Linked DNA regions of Homo sapiens: region 1 is linked to region 2. The links are chromatin loops, found by intact Hi-C in ENCODE. Cell type or tissue: mammary epithelial cell. All regions are shown on one strand. Each heading gives the region's core, and the rest is flanking DNA. Links, peaks and the distances in the headings are about the cores only. Region 1 overlaps LOC105377721 (a long non-coding RNA gene). Region 2 holds the start of LOC107986476 (a long non-coding RNA gene).

Region 1 (8,327 bases), core at 153-8,152, 360 kb after region 2:
TTTTTATAGGAATCGAAGCACAAACAACAGATGTCATTTTACCTCTACGGCATCTTGCAAGATAGGGGAGGGCAGGCTTTCTTACCACTATCAGCATTTCCCGTTGATGGGCGTGGATACCGGGTCCCAGAGGAGGAGGATCACAGTCAGACCCTCTAAGAGGAAAACATCTGAAGATTTGGAGGGAGGGACAACCTAGGTCAGGCGAACCTGAGAGCAAGGACAACTTCTGTTCCTTTGGAAGTAGAGTTGTCCACAGGCAGGAATGGACGCTGTCCCCGCGCTCGGCACCTTGACAGGGTGAATCCATCTCAGGCACTCTTTCTTGCCGAACCCTGTGCAGCCTGAAATTCACATTTATCCAAAACCACAGCCAGTCCGCCCAGAGTGCCTCATGAGATGGAAAGGCTTGCCATCTCAGTCTGGACCAGTCACCTTCCTTGGCAGAGAAAGAGCCCAGGGCGTGGAGTGGGGTTCTGTGGCACCGCACTGTGTCCAGGGCCCTCCCGGCAGCCCAGCCAAATGCCATCTCATCATGTGTGACCCTGAGGCAGCTGGGGCCACCCTTCCCTTCAACCTGCAGATACAGGCACTCGAGCCCCGCCCCACAGGTACCTGCAGGACACGCGGCACCCTCCTCACTGCTTCCCAGGAGATCCCCAGCGGCGCCTACCTTCCCTCAGTGTTCTGTCTCCTGCTCCTGAAGCCCACTGTCAGCTGTTCCCTGGTCACTTCTGCCACCTTGGCCACCAGTTGCTGGCTCCGCTCCACCCTGCTTGTCCCAAGCATGAACACAGCCCACACTTCTTCATTCCCCAAAGCACCTCAAGAACAGGGCTTTTGCCCGTGACAGAGAGATAGTGCTGCAAAGAGCAAAACTCAACTAAAGCTGGAGAGAAAATAATCTGTCCCTAGAGTTTGTTAGCGCTTTACCTTGACAAAGGATTTCCCTTGTATGTTTCTCAGGAGTCCCTTCTCTCCCTGTCCCTTTACCCCCAAAAACCCAAGACTCCTACTTTGGTGCCCCCTAAGGTGGCTTCCATTAGGAGGGTGTAGGTAGTACAGGTGCCATGTTACATCCGGGATACTCAAAAAAGCAAATTGCCTGCAGCTCTGCCCTCCATGCCTTTGCTCAAGCTGTGCCACTGCCCGATTCAGCTTTCCTCTTCTGCCTCTTCTCTTTCCTACTCTCTCCTCACCCTTCATGTCTCAGGTAAGGTTTCCCCTTTCTGTAGACACTCCCAGGATGAGTTAGAGTCCCAGCCTCAAGCATCCCACAAGCCCCTTATAACATATTATCACAGAGGTTGTAAGCCAAAACCCCAGGGGGATTTTGGTTGGGTTTTTTTGTTTGTTTGTTTTTGTTTGTTTTAGAGTTTTACTCTTGTCACCCAGGCCGGAGTGCAATGGCACAATCTCGGCTCACTGCAACCTCCGCCTCCCAGGTTCAAACCATTCTCCTGTCTAAGCCTCCCAAGTAGTTGGGATTACAGGTGCCCAGCACCATGCCCAGCTAATTTTTGTATTTTTAGTAGACACGAGGTTTTGCCATGTTGGCCAGGCTGGTCTCGAACTCCTGACCTCAAGTGATCCACCTGCCTCGGCCTCCCGAAGTGTTGGGATTACAGGCGTGAGCCACTGCACCCAGCCGGCTTTGTTTTGTTCTGTTTTTGTTTTTTTAATTTTTAACTTTTCTGGCGATGCTTTTTTCTCAGATTTTTAATGTTAGTTTTAAGTTAATTTTCAAGTTTTGAAAAATAGGAGAATTCACATAAGTATCAAAATTTCTGATTTGACTTAAAAAACTGGAGGCTCTGTCCACACAGGGTCCATTTTCCCATGAACCCAGTGTGAGAATATGGACCCATGTGGCAACAAGAGACTGCAGCTGATGGAAGCTGCCACCACCGCCAGGTGTGTCTCTGAAGTTCACCACAATCCCCACCATTCCCTATTGCCTCACACTTGGCCTCCTCACTAATTTATTTACCCTCCCCACCTGCCCTGTATCAGGGGAGCTTATGGCTCCTGAGAGGTTGGCATCACCTGACCCTGACCTGCCTTTGTCTCCCTAACACACTGTGAGCACTTTGAGAGCAAAGCTTCGCCATCTCTGCCTCTCCAGGCTGAGACAGACACTGGCTCAGAGCGGGTGCTCAACAAATGATTTGTCAAGAAAACACCTCAAAGCCCTTCTTCCCCCAGGAGGCCAAGACCCAGTATCTACAGCACCCAGGGACAGTGGGGTACATTTCTCTCCCTCTTGATCCAACTTCCCCTTGGACACTGGAAGGCCCACATCCCATGTTCTCAGCAAGACCTCTCCTTACCCTCTGGATTAGTTAGGGAAAACTAGGTCCTGACCAGGTAGTCCCGGCTCCTCAGCGAGTGGCTTTTACACAATGAAATCTCGTTTCTCCTTCACATCACAGTCCGATGCAGGTGCTCCTGGCCAGGCAGCCTCCATGCAGTCATTCAGGGCCCAAGCCTCTTCCATCCTGTGCTTCCATCCTCTTCGAGGCCCTCAGAGTCCTCTCCTCTCAGCCAAGGGGCAAGAAAAGAGAAGGGGGCTCATAGGAGAGTTTTTTGGGCCAGGCCCAAAGTGGCATGAATCACTTCCACCACACTCCACAACCTAGAAATCATGTACATGGCCACACCTAATTGGAAAGAAGAAAGGGAAGAGCAGTGGAGCCACGTGGCCAGGAGGAGCAGAGAACACAGAGATGCATGAATATTGAGCTCTCGCTGCCAAGCCCTCCTTGTCCTTCATTTCTGCTCAGGAGGAATCCTGCAGAGGTGCTCCAAACTCACAGGGACTTGATCTTTCAAGAGCAAGAAACTAAAAAAGAAAGTTTCCTAATCTCACTCCCAGCCTTGTTCAGTGACTCCTCCCAGGAACTGTTTTAACGATCTATCGCTGCTACGTAACAAGTCACCTCAAAAGGGACTACGCAAGGGTGTCAATAGCAGGCATGCTTCACTGAACCAATCTAACAGTCTACACAGGTGCTCCAGCAGGGCAGAGTAGAACAATGTGGGACCTTTGAGTCCAGCCAACCAGGGTTCAAATCCCAGCTGCGACACTTCGCAGCTGGACGACCCTGAACATGCCACTTAGCCTCTCTGAGGCTCTGTTTTATGCATCCTCATAGAGGGGTGAAAGCACTGTGGCCTTGGGGACTCTTGGGCTCCTGTACCCCCCACCTCCTCAGCTTCCACCCACTTTTATCCCTTAAATATTGGGATTCTAGAAACGATTCTTCTAAAGAAAGAGAAGCAGCAGAATGCGGAAGTTAAGTCACAAGCTCCAGAGTGCCTACCTTGCAGGGCTGCTGTATGGATTCAGAGTGATCATGCTGAGCCCTGGGCCTGGTCCCCACTAAGTGCTTCACACACATTATTGGTTCCCATGTCCCCAGCCCCAGCGGGACCCACCTGACAGTGTTCCCCCACTGCAGGATATGTCTTGTACATACTGCAGCTACATTTAATTCCCCCAGCATCACTGCAGAAGTCAGACAATTGCAGAGATTCGACTCCTACAAAAGAACAAGGTGAATCCCAGGTGGGACCTGGGTAGGAATTCACTGCATTACACAGAAACAGGACTTCGCATGGTACGGAGACCATATCCCCCCCTAGTGCTCCCAAGCTAGACACACAGCCAGGGGGTCATTGATTCAACTCACATGACCACAGTCTGCTCCAGGACCCAGGATCCTACCCAGGAGGGGGTTTGGGACTGCACACTACTCAGAGGTGAGAAAAGGGCCTCTTGTTTACTATGGCTTGGGGGAAAGACTGATGGAGATTTAGGGGACCCACATGTCCATCCCCCAAGCCACCCCTCGGCTGCCACTGCCTATGACAGCCGACATGTCCCAGAGTCTCTAGTCAGGGTGGAAGTCTCTTCATCAGGGATATAAGGTTCTCTGCCCAGTTGCTGAGGCCAAAGATTAAAGCATCTACCCCTGTCACCTGAGGCCTGGACCTTATCTCAAAGTCAAGGTAGCACCCACAGAGGGAGCAAGTAGTGGTCTGGGGGCTCTACCCCTAACCAGCTCTGGGCCCGTGGGCAAGTCCCTGCTCCTGTCTGGGGCTTGGAGAGGGGGGCATTCGATCAGGGCTTTTCAAACTGGCCTGGAAAGCTTCAGGCTCCTGTACCCCCACCTCCTCTGCTTCCACCCACTTTTATCTCTTAAATGTTGGGATTCTGGATAAGATTCTTCTAAAGGAGAAAAGCAGCAGAATGCAGAAGTTAAGTCACAAGCTCCAGAGGCAAAGAGACCTGGGTTCAAATGAGCAAGGTTGGGCAAGACACTTCACCTCATTGATCCTCAGTCTCCCCATCTGTAACAGAAATAATACTGGAACATACCCCCGTTTGGGTTGTTCCTAGTATTAGGGGAGATTGTGTATATAGAACTCTTGGTATTGTGTTTGCCACATGGTGAGTGCTCTATGGATGTAACCTACCATTATCATTATTTTGAAAAGCTGCCGAATTTTGTGAAGGTTTACAAACGTTTCCTTTGGTGGTCTCTGATCTCATCAATCCTAGCCTCCACCTTCAGCTCCCATCCCAGCCATCCTCCCCACTGCAGTGGCTGACTCTGGGTGCCATGAGGCCTCTGCATTGGGCCTGGGACTCCACTGCTTAGACCTGGTTGCTGGTCCCAGCTCTGTCACTGACCAGCTGGGTGGTCTTGGGTGAGTCATTTTACTTCTCCAGACCTCGGTCTTGTCATCTGTTAAGTGGGAATGATGTCACTGTATACCTTCTAGGGGTGTTGTAGGGATTAGTACAGCACCTGACACATAATAAATGCTCAATAATTGCTGTAACGATTACGTTTAGTTGGGGTAGGCCGTTTGGGTTTTATTTTTTTAATCAAGTTGTGGGGGGGTGGGCGCCCTCTAGTGGTGAAGCCCCACCTGGTGGGGGGTGCCTCAGCCTTTAGCCTGGGTGGGGAGGATAGTGAAGGAAGGACCTGTGGACTCACATATTAGACGGGGACCTTCTTGGAACCAGGGGTGTGTTCCAACCTAGGGCTACCACAGCCGACCCTGGGACCAGTGATCTGTACGCTGGCTTGGCAGGGAGGGCAGAGAAGGAAGCTCTGGCTTAGACCCCTGGGTAAACATCTCTGCAAAGAAGGAAGAGACAGTGGCCACCATAGAGAGAGAAGACAGGCATGAGAGGGTGCAGAGGCAGTTCTCATTCTCCCCTCTTCTATTGCTAGACACACCCTCACTACCATCCTCCCAGTCCATTTTACGGATGGAAAAACCGAGGCCCACAGAGGTAAAGGCGCTCTCCTGCGGTCACACAGGACATCCAAGGCAGAACGCATGCCAGCACCTGAGCTCCAGGTCCAGTGCTCTCTGCTCCACACTACAAGGTCAGCTTAGCCAAGCCAGGTGACGGGAAGCAGAGGACATTTCATTGAATCATACAGTGAAATTTCGAAGAAGGGGAAAAAAGCAGCAGGCGGAGTTCCCAGGGCTGGAGCCCTGCCCAGCTAGTCCCAGAGCTCAGGGAGGGTGGGAATGACGCAGCCTGGGCCCATAGCGGTCTCAGGAGCACCATTCGCCGGGAATCTGCAGGCAACGGCAGCCAGAAGGGCTGCAGAGGCTCTGGGAAGGACGGCTGAGCCGGCGGCGGCCCAGGCTGACTCCACAGGGACGCCAGGATTCCCTCCATCACAGAATCCAAGAGGACCCCCACCTATCCCCAACCCCCACACACACAAACACAGAGAATAGCCCAGGCCCAGCAGAGCGGACGGGCAACAGAAGCCTCCTCTGCAAGGAAGGGGTCAGCCTGGAGCAGAGAAATCCCCGCAGACCCATGAGAGGGGCGGCCACGAGCAGGAGTCCAGGCCCAGCTGTGGGCCGGGGCTGAGGCCGAGGGTTGGAGGCTGTGGACACGGCCAGCTCCCTTCCCTACTCAGACAGGCTCCCTTCCTGTCCTCCAACCTGGGAGGCCTTGCCTGCTATGTGTCCGAAAAGCTTTCTCACGAGTTATAGCTCAGCTGAGACTCACAATGCCTCTGTCGGATCATCCCAACCTACAGGCGAGGAAGCTGAGGCTCCATGCGAGGAAGGGGCTGCAGGCTTTCAGAGCCATTCCCACCCAGCATGACTGTCTGACATCACCCCCTTTGACATCCTGAGATCTGCAGCATTAGGCCAGGGGAAGGAGGGCATGGATCTGGTCAGCCACTGGCCCCCAGGACCCTAGTAAAATGCTATCCCCTACCCCAGCACTTAGCAGCTCCCGAGCCCCAGTGATCACGCACTCCCAGGGCAAGATGTGGAAGGAGGTGGTGCATGATGACACAAAGAAAGCAGGCTTTGGCTCAGCTGGACCTGAGTTCAAATCCTGGCTCTGCTGTATATTTTCTGGGTGACCTTGGACATGTCATTTGCCTCTCAGCTACCCAGTTTTCTGAGCTGACAGAAAAGCATAGTATCCTCTGCACATGCCGTTCGTAGTAAAAGTAAGAGCTACCGTTTATTGCACCCTTTAAGATCAGGTCCTGTTCTCATCACTGTCGCTGCTTTAGATGATCTAAGCCTTTCAACAATGCCCCAATATATTATTACTCATAGCTCCATTTGCAGAGAGGAAACAGAAATATCTAGGAATAGGCAGAGCGAGGATTTGAACTCAGCCTGTCTGGTCCCTAAATACTAAGTTACGGTGTCCATTTATCACATAGGAAAAGCACATCACAGATGTCAGATGTGCTATGGGGCTGGAAAGTTTGGGATGAGTGGAGATGGCAAGGTTCAGAAACAGATTGACCAAGGAGTGCCCGTCTCTGCCAGGATCCATTTGGACCAAGCTCATACCCTGGGTTGGGAAGAGCTCCGGTTGTACTCTGGGGTCTCAGCTCACAGCTCCAGCCCGGTCCCTTCATCAAATCATCTACTTCTCAGTAGTCACTGAGGCTCTCTTTTGGGCCAGGCCCAGGACTGGACACGCAGGCCAAGGCAGATGAGGGGCCCAACCCCACAGCCCCCTCATGTGGGAGGAGGCCTTTCTAGATGCCATGATGGTGAGGAGGCAGGAAACCAGGGCATCTCTATGGTAGGTGGACTCACTGCCTGATGGAAAGAAGCTCTGCTCCCAGGGCTGAGAGGCCAAGCTCTCCCGGGGCCCCTCCCTGCCCAGGAGCTGCCACTTTAAGAAGCCTGGCTGGCCCCTTTAAGGAGCAATGGAGTGAGGCTATTTCCCACTGTGTGCCCCCTCCAGCTGCAACTAGAAGACTCCTGGCTTTCACACCCAGGCTGAGCTGGGGATAGGGAGCCCCCTGCTCCTCCCTTGACCTCCTGGCCACCCCTTGACCCACCGCAGCCCAAAGTTCCCATGCCTTCATGCCTTGGTCCCAGAACCTCAGTGGCCCCCATCATCCCATCCGCTCTTGATCTGTTCCCTGGCTGGGACTCCTGGCTGGGGCTGCACAGCCCTTCCCTTCCCACTCCGTGCTTGGCAGAGGGGTGAGTGTCTGTTCTCGAGCTGGGCCCAGGGGGCTGGCCGAGGCCAGCGAGTGGAAAGGGAGGTGGAGGGCAGGGCTGTCTAAAAGGAACCCCCTTTTCCAAGGAGCCAGCTCCACCCACCACAGGGATGTGGGATGAGAGCAGTCAGAAAGGGGGACCGGCCCAAAGTGAGTGCTGGAGAGCATCTATCTGCACAGAAGACTGAAGAAAGTGGTTAGGCTTCTGGGAGAACTGATTAACCAAGGAGAATCCAGACTCCTGCAAGAACGGAAAGTCCCCATCTTCCTGGGAGTCTTGGTCTTCAGTCGGAGGAAGGCACACAACCATACATCCAGAAAAGCACCCACTCTGCACCTGCACCCTGCTAAGCACCTCACAGGTCTGATGCCAGCTCACACCTGGACTTGCAGCCTTCCCACTCAGGTCCTCACCCAACTAGCAGAATGAGTAAGAACCCAGGCTTGGGAGACTTGAAGGATGCTTCGATTGAATCCTGGCCCCACTATTCACCACCTGTGTGACCTTGGACAAGTCATGTCACCTCTCTGGGCCTTAATTTCATCATCTGTAAGATGGTGATAGGCTGGACGCGGTGGCTCACACCTGTAATCCCAGCACTTTGGGAGGCCAAGGCAGGTGATCACCTGAGGTCAGGAGTGCGAGACCAGCCTGGCCAACATTGTGAAACACCATCTCTACTAAAAATACAAAAAAAATAAAAAATTAGCCAGGCGTAGTGGCACATGCCTGTAATCCCAGCTACTCGGGAGGCTGAGGCAGGAGAATCACTTGAACCTGGGAGGTGGAGGTTGTGGTGA
Region 2 (8,327 bases), core at 259-8,258:
TAGTTATGGGCTGTGATTGTTATGGTGATAGCAGGGAGGCTGCAGACCCCAGAGGGGATTAGGCATATCTGTGTGTAAACTTTGGGCAATGTCTTTCTTTCAACTGGGCTTGAATCACAGCATTGCATACCCTAAGAAAACATCATGAGGTATATAAAGTTCCCATACTCCCATTAAGTGGCCTGGTTTTCGTCTTTAAGTATGGTGGGGCTGGTAGGAGTAGAACACGGGATGATGTATCACTTCTCCTGGGTTTCTCAACCTCAGCACGACTGACATTTGGATGGGATCATTGTTTGTGGGGTCTGTCCTGTGCCTTGTAGGATATTTGGCGGCATCCCTGGCTTCTACCCACTAGATGTCAGTAGCACGTATCATCCCTCCTGCCTCCCCATTGTGACAACCCAAAATGTAGGCAGACATTGCCAAGTGTCCTCTAGGGGACAAAATCCCTCTCCCATTGAGAACCACTGCTTTAAGAGAAGATTACCCAAAGTCTGTGCAAGGCTTTTGGAATACTCTTGGAAGGATTTTTATCATACTCTTGGAAGAAGGAAGTAGTGCTATCATGCTCAAAGCATGGTCTGAGAGCCTATAAGACGTGCCAGCTAATGAAACTCTCCCCTGGGGTGTTTTCGTAACTCATCCTTAAGGCTCGTATATCTGTTGAGTTTCTTGGTTGCAAGTTACAGAAAACCCAATCCAAAATGGTCTAAGCCAGAAAATGAATTTTTTGGCTGTGGTAACTGAAGAGTCCGACACAGTGCTAACTTTAGGCACAGCTGGATCCAGGTGCTTAAGCAGTGTTATCAAGAAACAAGAATTTTTCCAAATCTTTGCTCTGATTTCCTCATTATTGATATCATTCTCAGACAGGCTCTTCCCATGTGGCAGTGAGAAAGCTGCCAGCAGCTCCGGCCTACTCCTCACTAGAACAGATCTGGTGGAAAGGGAAAGCTTCTCTTCCCTCATGGTTTGAATGCAAGTCCTGGATCTGATTCCCATTGGCCTGGGATACTACGCTATTCTCATTAGCTGTGCCGGGTTCACACGCCTGTCCCTGGAGCCTGGGGAGGAGCCAACACCAACGGAACCATTTGGTGGGGAACAGGAGAGGAATGGTTCTTTAGAGGCAAACGGGGCAGTTACTTGAAGAGAGGTCAGCGGATGCTGGTCAGACAAGCACCTCTATTGCCTCATTCATAAAAATAACTAAACGACAGCCAATAACGGCAGCTCCCACTTGTCGAACATGAATTCTGTACCAGACCCTACCTATACTGCGTGATCGCTAATCACCACCAGCATCCTGAGAGGCAGCTGTTGTCAACCTATTTTACAGATGGGTAAGTGGAGTCTCAGAGGCAGATGAAATGACTTGGCTGAAGTCACAGAGTGGGGCAGTGGCTGAGCCACAGACCGGAGGCATCCTTTTACCTCCTCTAGGACACCCTCTGTAACTGACTTTCTTCCTGCTGCAATCCAAAAGGTCTCCCAAGGTCGCCTGTTGCTATTTTGGAAAGAGGTGGACAGATACTGGAGGGCCACTCTTCAGGCCACTGCCCAATCTTTTCTTGTCAATTTGATGTCAGCTTGTGCCAATCATCCCTGAAGGGCCATTCTGACACAGCAAGTAAGGGAAAGCTTGGCCGGCGTTTTCTGGTTTGGCTCTGTTCTGCCTGCTTGGTCCATTTTCCTCACCTCCGTTTTTGCCCGTTGCCGCTGTTTTTATCTTCCATCCCCCCAGGGAGCCTGCAGAGGGTGCATTAGTAATAAAGCTAACATTTCCAGAGAGAGAGAGAGATATCAAGGAATTTCCATGACATGATTTCATGAAGTTTTCTCAAATATCATATCAAGTAGACACTACTATTATCCCCATTTTACAGATGGAGCAACTGAGGCCTGGAGAGGCTAGAGGACTTGCCCAAGGTTGCCCAGCCAGCAGATGGGAGAACTGGTGTTTGAATCCAGGCAGGACCCATTGCTTTTATTACGGTACCAAAACTTCAGAAAATTGCAAACCAGTGGCCTGTGAGTCAAATCTGGCTAACAGATATATTTTGCTTGGCCCACATAGTATTTCAAAACCCATTTGAACTCATTGCCAATGTTTAAAAATTGAGAACCTGCACATCAAAAAACAAAATTTGTTCTTTTCTGCTTCTCTTGAAAAAAAAAAAATCAGAGAAGATTGGCACCACTGGGCCTACATTCCTGCCTGGCAGAGACCGGCTGGAGCTGCAGCTCAGTCCCAGGTGCCTGCTTTGGGTGGGGTGTGTTCCTCCAGCTGGATGCAGTCCCCACCACTCCCTAATACCTTCCCAGTGCTGAGGCCGGTGTCATTTGCTGTGGCTCACTGTGTGTGCTCTGCGGTGTCCCTTGCGCCCCTCCTGGCTTACCTGCCTGGCTCTGGAGGGCACATGGGCTTGCTGCTCCTCCCCCACATGCAGGAGCTCCCGCCAGCCTCTGACCACAGTGGTTTGGGGTTGCTGTAATCTCTCTCCACACATTCAGTGGAACGGTCTTCTGCTGGTGAAGGTCTGACTTAGGCACTAGAAGAGTTGGACAGAGCCCCAAATTTTCCTTTCCTCCAGTACCCCAATCCCACCCCCTCCCACACTTTGGTTTATTGGTCAGCAAAGGCCACTTTCTTGGCAGTGTTTGTCTTGGGTACACAACCACTTTTTCTTGCTCCCCGCAGAGCCCCCTAACGTTTTCTTCCTAATCCTCCTCAGGAGAACCATCACTCGGATTATCATGAAACCCGAGCGTGTGCGCATGAGGTGCGACCCTTTACAACCGGCGGACCATCTCGTTTCTGCCCAGTTCTGTTTGTTTAAACTCTTTGCTGGCAGGACCCCAGCGCAGGGGCAGAGTTCCATGGCGTTCACAGGCAGATGTTCTGGCCTGTTGCAGGGACCAACGTTAAAAGCCGGGGCAGGAGAGCTGGTGGCCGGAATCCAGGCCCTGGGGGCGGAGGGCACTTCACGGAGGAAGGAGAGGGAGTTCAGGGAGGGAGTTCAGGGAGGAGAGGGATTGGGGATGAAAACAACAGCTCACTGTCCTTTTGCAAATGGAATTTACAGGCCCCATTTCATGCATGAGAACACTGAGGCTTAGAGAGGTGGGGTTACTTGAACAAGGTCACAAGGCTGGTTAAAGTAGGGAAAATAAATGAAATATTTTACAGTTCATGGCATAAGAATACGCCAGTTTCAGGCATGTAGATGATGATGATGGTGGTGGTGGAGATAATGATAATGATGATGACAGGAACTGAAGGGCACAATTAAGGCCTTAAAGATCTCCTGGATGTGGTCACTGTAACCTGTCAAGGCATGACCTGGAATCTTTTACAGCATGGCTTCTCTCCTAGAATCACAGAGTGGCCAAGAGTGAGGACGTTGACACTACACAGACCTGGGGCAGACCCGGCCCTGCTGCTGAGTGGTTGACTGGCCCCAGGTGAGTTCTGTAACTTCCATGAGCCTCAGGGTCCTCATCTGCAAGATGGGAGGAAAGAGGAGATCACAGGAATTTTGTGAGGAATAAATAAAAGAATGTATAGAAAGCACAGAGCCTGTGTCTGGCATGCAAGACTTGTTGAGTAAATGTTAACTTTTCCTGTTTTACTGTGAAGTGGCAACATGAGGTCCTGCACACAGCCAGGGTTCAGTGAATATGGCTAAGCCCAGAGTCCTTATTGGGAGAAAGTGGCCAGAAACCAGGCTCAAACTCCAGTGCCTCAACTTCCTAAGCGTATGCAGCTTGAAAGAACATTACACCCCCTCAAAGGGGGTAAAGTCAGTGTGGGGGATGACACTTCCCTTCAGGTTTGCTGGGGGATGAGACGCTGCCTGTAAAGTGCTCAGCACATAGTAGGTGCACAACAAAGTTATTGTTCATGTTGAGAACTAGTCTCATGCCCAGACTGGGCTCACCTCAGAGGGGTCACACACATTCCTTTTCTTCTGGGAAATCAAGGTGAACTGGATGAATGGCTCAGCACCTTCTCACATGCAGACCTGCTGGGAGTGGGAGGTGGACCTACGGGGTTCTGCACCATCTGGAGCTCATTTCATGGACAGAAAGGAAACAGAAAGGCAGGCACGCTCTCCTGAGGGCCTACTATGTCCAGATGCTTTGCTTAAACAGAGAATATTTATTTCTCAGTCACAAACTCAGGTGTGCAAAAATGCAACTTTGTGTCCAGAACGCAGTTAACTCTGGTTTCCCACCCACTCCATGTGCCTCACCACAGGCTGCTTAATCCAGTTCTCTTCTGGCTGGAACTCAGGGATTTAAGCTCTGATTTGGGTTTGTAATTCAGGTTTCCTCCTCCCTCTCTGGGTGGTGGAGGTGGGATGCGGGGGATGGGGGGCTCTCTTCTGGCTCTGCCCCTTCTCTCCAGCCTGGCTCCCTGGGTCTGATGACTGCTCTACCAAACGGTGGCCTTGACCTCTGTCTGGTGCTGGCCCTGGAGCCCCGTGAGATGTCAGCCTGGATGTAGTGGGAGGTCTGCAGGAGCCCCGCTCAGGAAATGCGGATCCCTTGAGGCCCTCTGCAGGTTTTCACAGGCGCTGACACCCAGCGCTTTCATCCTGTGTCCCAGGGTGGGAACATCTGCATCCCCATATTTCAGGAGTGCCGTTGCCTGTGCACCCACAAGAGGTCTCATCTTATCCTGGCAACAGCCTGTAGGGTTGGGAGCAGCTGCGAGCCATTTGTGCAGGAGTGCCCGGGGAGATGGTTACGTGCTTCATCATTCAAGCTTGCCCTCCCTCTCCTAGGTAGCACTGCCTTGAAACTACTCCTAGCAAGAAACACAGCTTCTGATCATGGGAGAACCTATTTGCATCACAGTTCACAAACATGCTTTTAGACACTCTCCACTTCAGTGGAGGAAACAGAGCCCCAGCGAGGGGAAGAGACTTACCCAAGTCACGTAGCTAAGAGGCAAAATCAGGATTCAGACTCAGCCTCCCAGCGCTCACTCCACAGTGCCTTGTTGGCCCAGCCCTAGAAGGCCTCCTGGCTGGAGGCCATTGCCTGAGCCTGGGGATGACACATATGTCCACTGGATGTCATGATTTCTCTACTGAAGCTAGCTGGACCTTCTTGGCAGTGACATAGGATTTTCCCCCTTCCTGGGGCAAAGCAGTCTCATATGGGACACTCAGGTGGTGGCTCTCCCTCCTTTTGGCTCAAAGACAGGAGGTAAGGCCTGCATCCTGTTTTCCTAGGGTGGGGAAAGTCTGCACACAGGTGGATCCACTCTTTCCTGGGGACCTGGGATCATTGCAGCCTTCTCCACCCCACAGGCCCCTCCACAGCCTCTGCCCAAATCCCCTTTCCCGGACTCCAAGTTGTATCACCTTAGTTAACGCTTCATTCCCCAGGTGTCTAAGAAAAAAATGTTCTCCCCATGCAGTTTCTCCACCTGGGAAACAGGCGGCCTTCTCTCTCTCTACGTCATCAAGTCAGTGCAGAGCGCATGGAGCAGCAACGCCCTGCCCAGCTCTGGGCTGCCCGCTGCGTGCTGAGGATCCAGAGACAAACCAGCCATGCTCCTGGCTGAGCGGAAGGTCCTCCCGAGCCTGCACAGTCTGAACTTGCTGAGGTGAGCGCTCTCTGCATTGAGATGACAGGGAAGGAAGCACAGGCATTTCTGGGGGAGTCACGGGGTCGGCCTTCGAGGCCTCTCAAAGTGCTGAGGCTTAAATGACAGGGCATGTGGAGCTGGAGCAGGAAGTGAAAGGCAGGGGTGGGCCTCCTTAAAGAAGAGCCCTGCGGCACTGCCATCCATCACCCACACCACCTTCAGCATCACCTCCCCACTAGGCCCTACCCCACCACCCCAAGGCAGTGGGGAGCCAGGCCAGGGCTCAGCACAAGAGAGCCTGGCCTCTTGTCCTTTGATTCTATTATCAGCAAATGACCTTGGGAAAGTCAGTTGACCTCTCTAAGCTTTCGTTTTCTCATATGCAAAGAGAGAACAACACTTAGGCAGTGCAATCATATATACAGAAAGTACTTTGGAACAAGCAAAAAATAAATAAATAAATAAAAACACTGATTTGGTGTTTGTCAATTGAATGTTTTGATAACATTTATCAAGATAATCTTCATTAAATATTCTAAGAGTGGGCCGGGTGTGGTGGCCGAGGCAGGCAGATCACCTGAGGTCAGGAGTTTGAGACCAGCCTGGCCAACATGGTGAAACCCCGTCTCTTCTAAAAACACGAAAATGAGCCGGGCGTGGTGGTGGGCACCTGTAGTCCCAGCTATTTGGGAGGCTGAGGCAGGAGAATTGCTTGAACCCAGGGGGCGGAGGTTGCAGTCAGCCGAGATCACACCACTGCACTCCAGCTTGGGTGACAGACCAACACTCCATCCCCACCACCCCATCTCCCCCAAAAAATATATATTCTAGGAATGAAGCCCGAATGGCCAATGGACATGCAAGGAATGGGGAAAGATCCAAATTAACCAATGGGGCACATTTGGCAATAACTACTGAGTCCTGATTTTATAAGCCGGAGGGAAAGAGCTTTATTCTTTACCAAATTTTAACTAGGGATGGCTCATGCCTGTAATCCCAGTGCTTTGAGAGGCTGAGGTGGGAGGGATTGCTTGAAGCCAGGAGTTAGAGACCAGCTGGGGTAACATATCGAGATCTTGTCTTGACAAAAAATTTTAAAAAATAGCCTGGAGTGGTAGTGTGTCCCTGTAGTCTCAGCCACACAGGTGGCTGAGGCGAGAGGATCACTTAAGCCCAGGAATTTGAGGTTACAGTGAGCTGTGATTGTGCCACTGCACTCCAACCTTGATGACATGGTGGGACCCTGTCTCTAAAAATAAAACAACAAAATAAAAAAAACTTTATCTAGTGCTGGGAAAGTGCAGTGAACAAGACAGGCAGCCAGCCAGACAGAAAGTATGTCCACCCTTTTCACATGCAGTCTCTCCTTCATCTTTCCATGAATCCAGTGAGGAAATGGGCTTGGAGAGGTAAAAATGAATTTTCAAAAACATATAGCACCAATAGCAGACAGGTGCTTCACAAAGAAAAAAAAAAAAACACAAAGCAAATAAATGTTAGCTACCATTTCATGACCACCATGAAAGGAAGAATTATTTAATTATTTTACCCCAGAGCCTACTTTTTCCCCCTTGCAGTCTCCCTAGGACTGAACTCTCTTTCATTGCACGTATACCTGTTGTATTCATTGGGATGCATTCTGCTGTAAGCAAATAGGATTAACCAGCTAACAGAGGCCTATACAATCAAGACATCTTTTTTTTTTAAACAGAGTCTTGCTCTGTTGCCAGGCTGGAGTGCAGTGCTGTGATCTCGGCTCACTGCAACCTCCGCCTCCTGGGTTCAAGCGATTCCTCTGCCTCAGCTTCCCGAGTAGCTGGGACTACAGGCCCACGTGACCATGCTTGGCTAATATTTTGTATTTTAGTAGAGACAGGGTTTCACCTTGTTGGCCAGGATGGTCTCGATCTCTTGACCTCGTGATCCACCTGCCTCGGTCTCCCAACCCAAAGTGCTGGGATTACAGGCATGGGCCATGGCACACAGCCAACATCTTATACTAGATATCTGCAGGCCGGCAGTCAATCCCAGGTTGGTCCAATGACTTGAAGTTAGCATCAAACTCTCTCTTTCTCTTTATTCTGCTGTCCTCAATGTATTTCCTTGAAGAGTCCAGACATATCCCCTCACAGTCAAGAGGCTACCACAGCTTGGATCATCATGTCTTCGGACGCTGTGTTCGAGGCAGAAAGTAGGGGCTCCTCATTTACTAAGAAGAACAGAGGTTCTGCAGAGTCCAGGCGTGTCTTTGACCAGAACTGGATTACATGACCATCTCTAGCTATAAGGAAAGGGAAAGGATCAGTCAATGAAGGGGAATGGGAGTGCCTGGCTTTCTTAGATCAAGCGTGCATCCCCTAGGGCACCTGCTAACACTTGGGGTTCTGTTAGCAAAGAGGAAGTGGGAGGCTGGCTGCTGGGGGCAGGAGGGGACCTAGGCAGCTCCCGGCCCCCATCTCCTCTCCAGATGGTTACATTCCAGAAATGAGGGAGGAAGTCTAATCCAGCACTTGGGGTAACACTGCTGTCATGGTTGCTCCTGATGGGAGGATGGGTGTGATCAACTGAGGAGTGGGGGTGTGGGGCTGAAGGTAGAGGGGGAGAATTGGAAACCTTGAGTAGCAGGGACTGTGTCAGGCATTCTCTGTGGCCCCAGGTGAGGCCAGACACAGCATGAGGGTTCAACAGGTGTTGGTTGCTTGAATGAATGAACGAACGAATG

The links. A loop is a pair of places that touch in the nucleus more often than their neighbours do. Peaks named below come from ENCODE experiments on the same cell type or tissue, not always from the same donor. Only the 100,000 strongest peaks of a DNase experiment are listed, where the experiment ranks them.
Region 1: a loop joins it to region 2, with 15 times the contacts of the local background. A loop is called at or near these places in 6 of 110 quality-filtered maps.

The regions. Positions count from the first base shown.
Region 1 is chr5:171,481,201-171,489,527 of GRCh38, reverse strand. All of the region lies in intron 2 of LOC105377721 (a long non-coding RNA gene), which reads left to right. Among named protein-coding and RNA genes, the nearest start is that of FGF18, 66 kb to the right of the region's middle. In mammary epithelial cell, for the core only: a CTCF peak has its summit at 4,937 (motif pointing left); no DNase peak of the experiment used is centred there.
Region 2 is chr5:171,842,802-171,851,128 of GRCh38, reverse strand. It overlaps LOC107986476 (a long non-coding RNA gene), which reads left to right and starts at 3,011. Exons shown (of 3, transcript XR_007059052.1): 1 at 3,011-5,220; 2 at 5,435-5,623. In mammary epithelial cell, for the core only: CTCF peaks have their summits at 361 (motif pointing right) and 5,076; no DNase peak of the experiment used is centred there.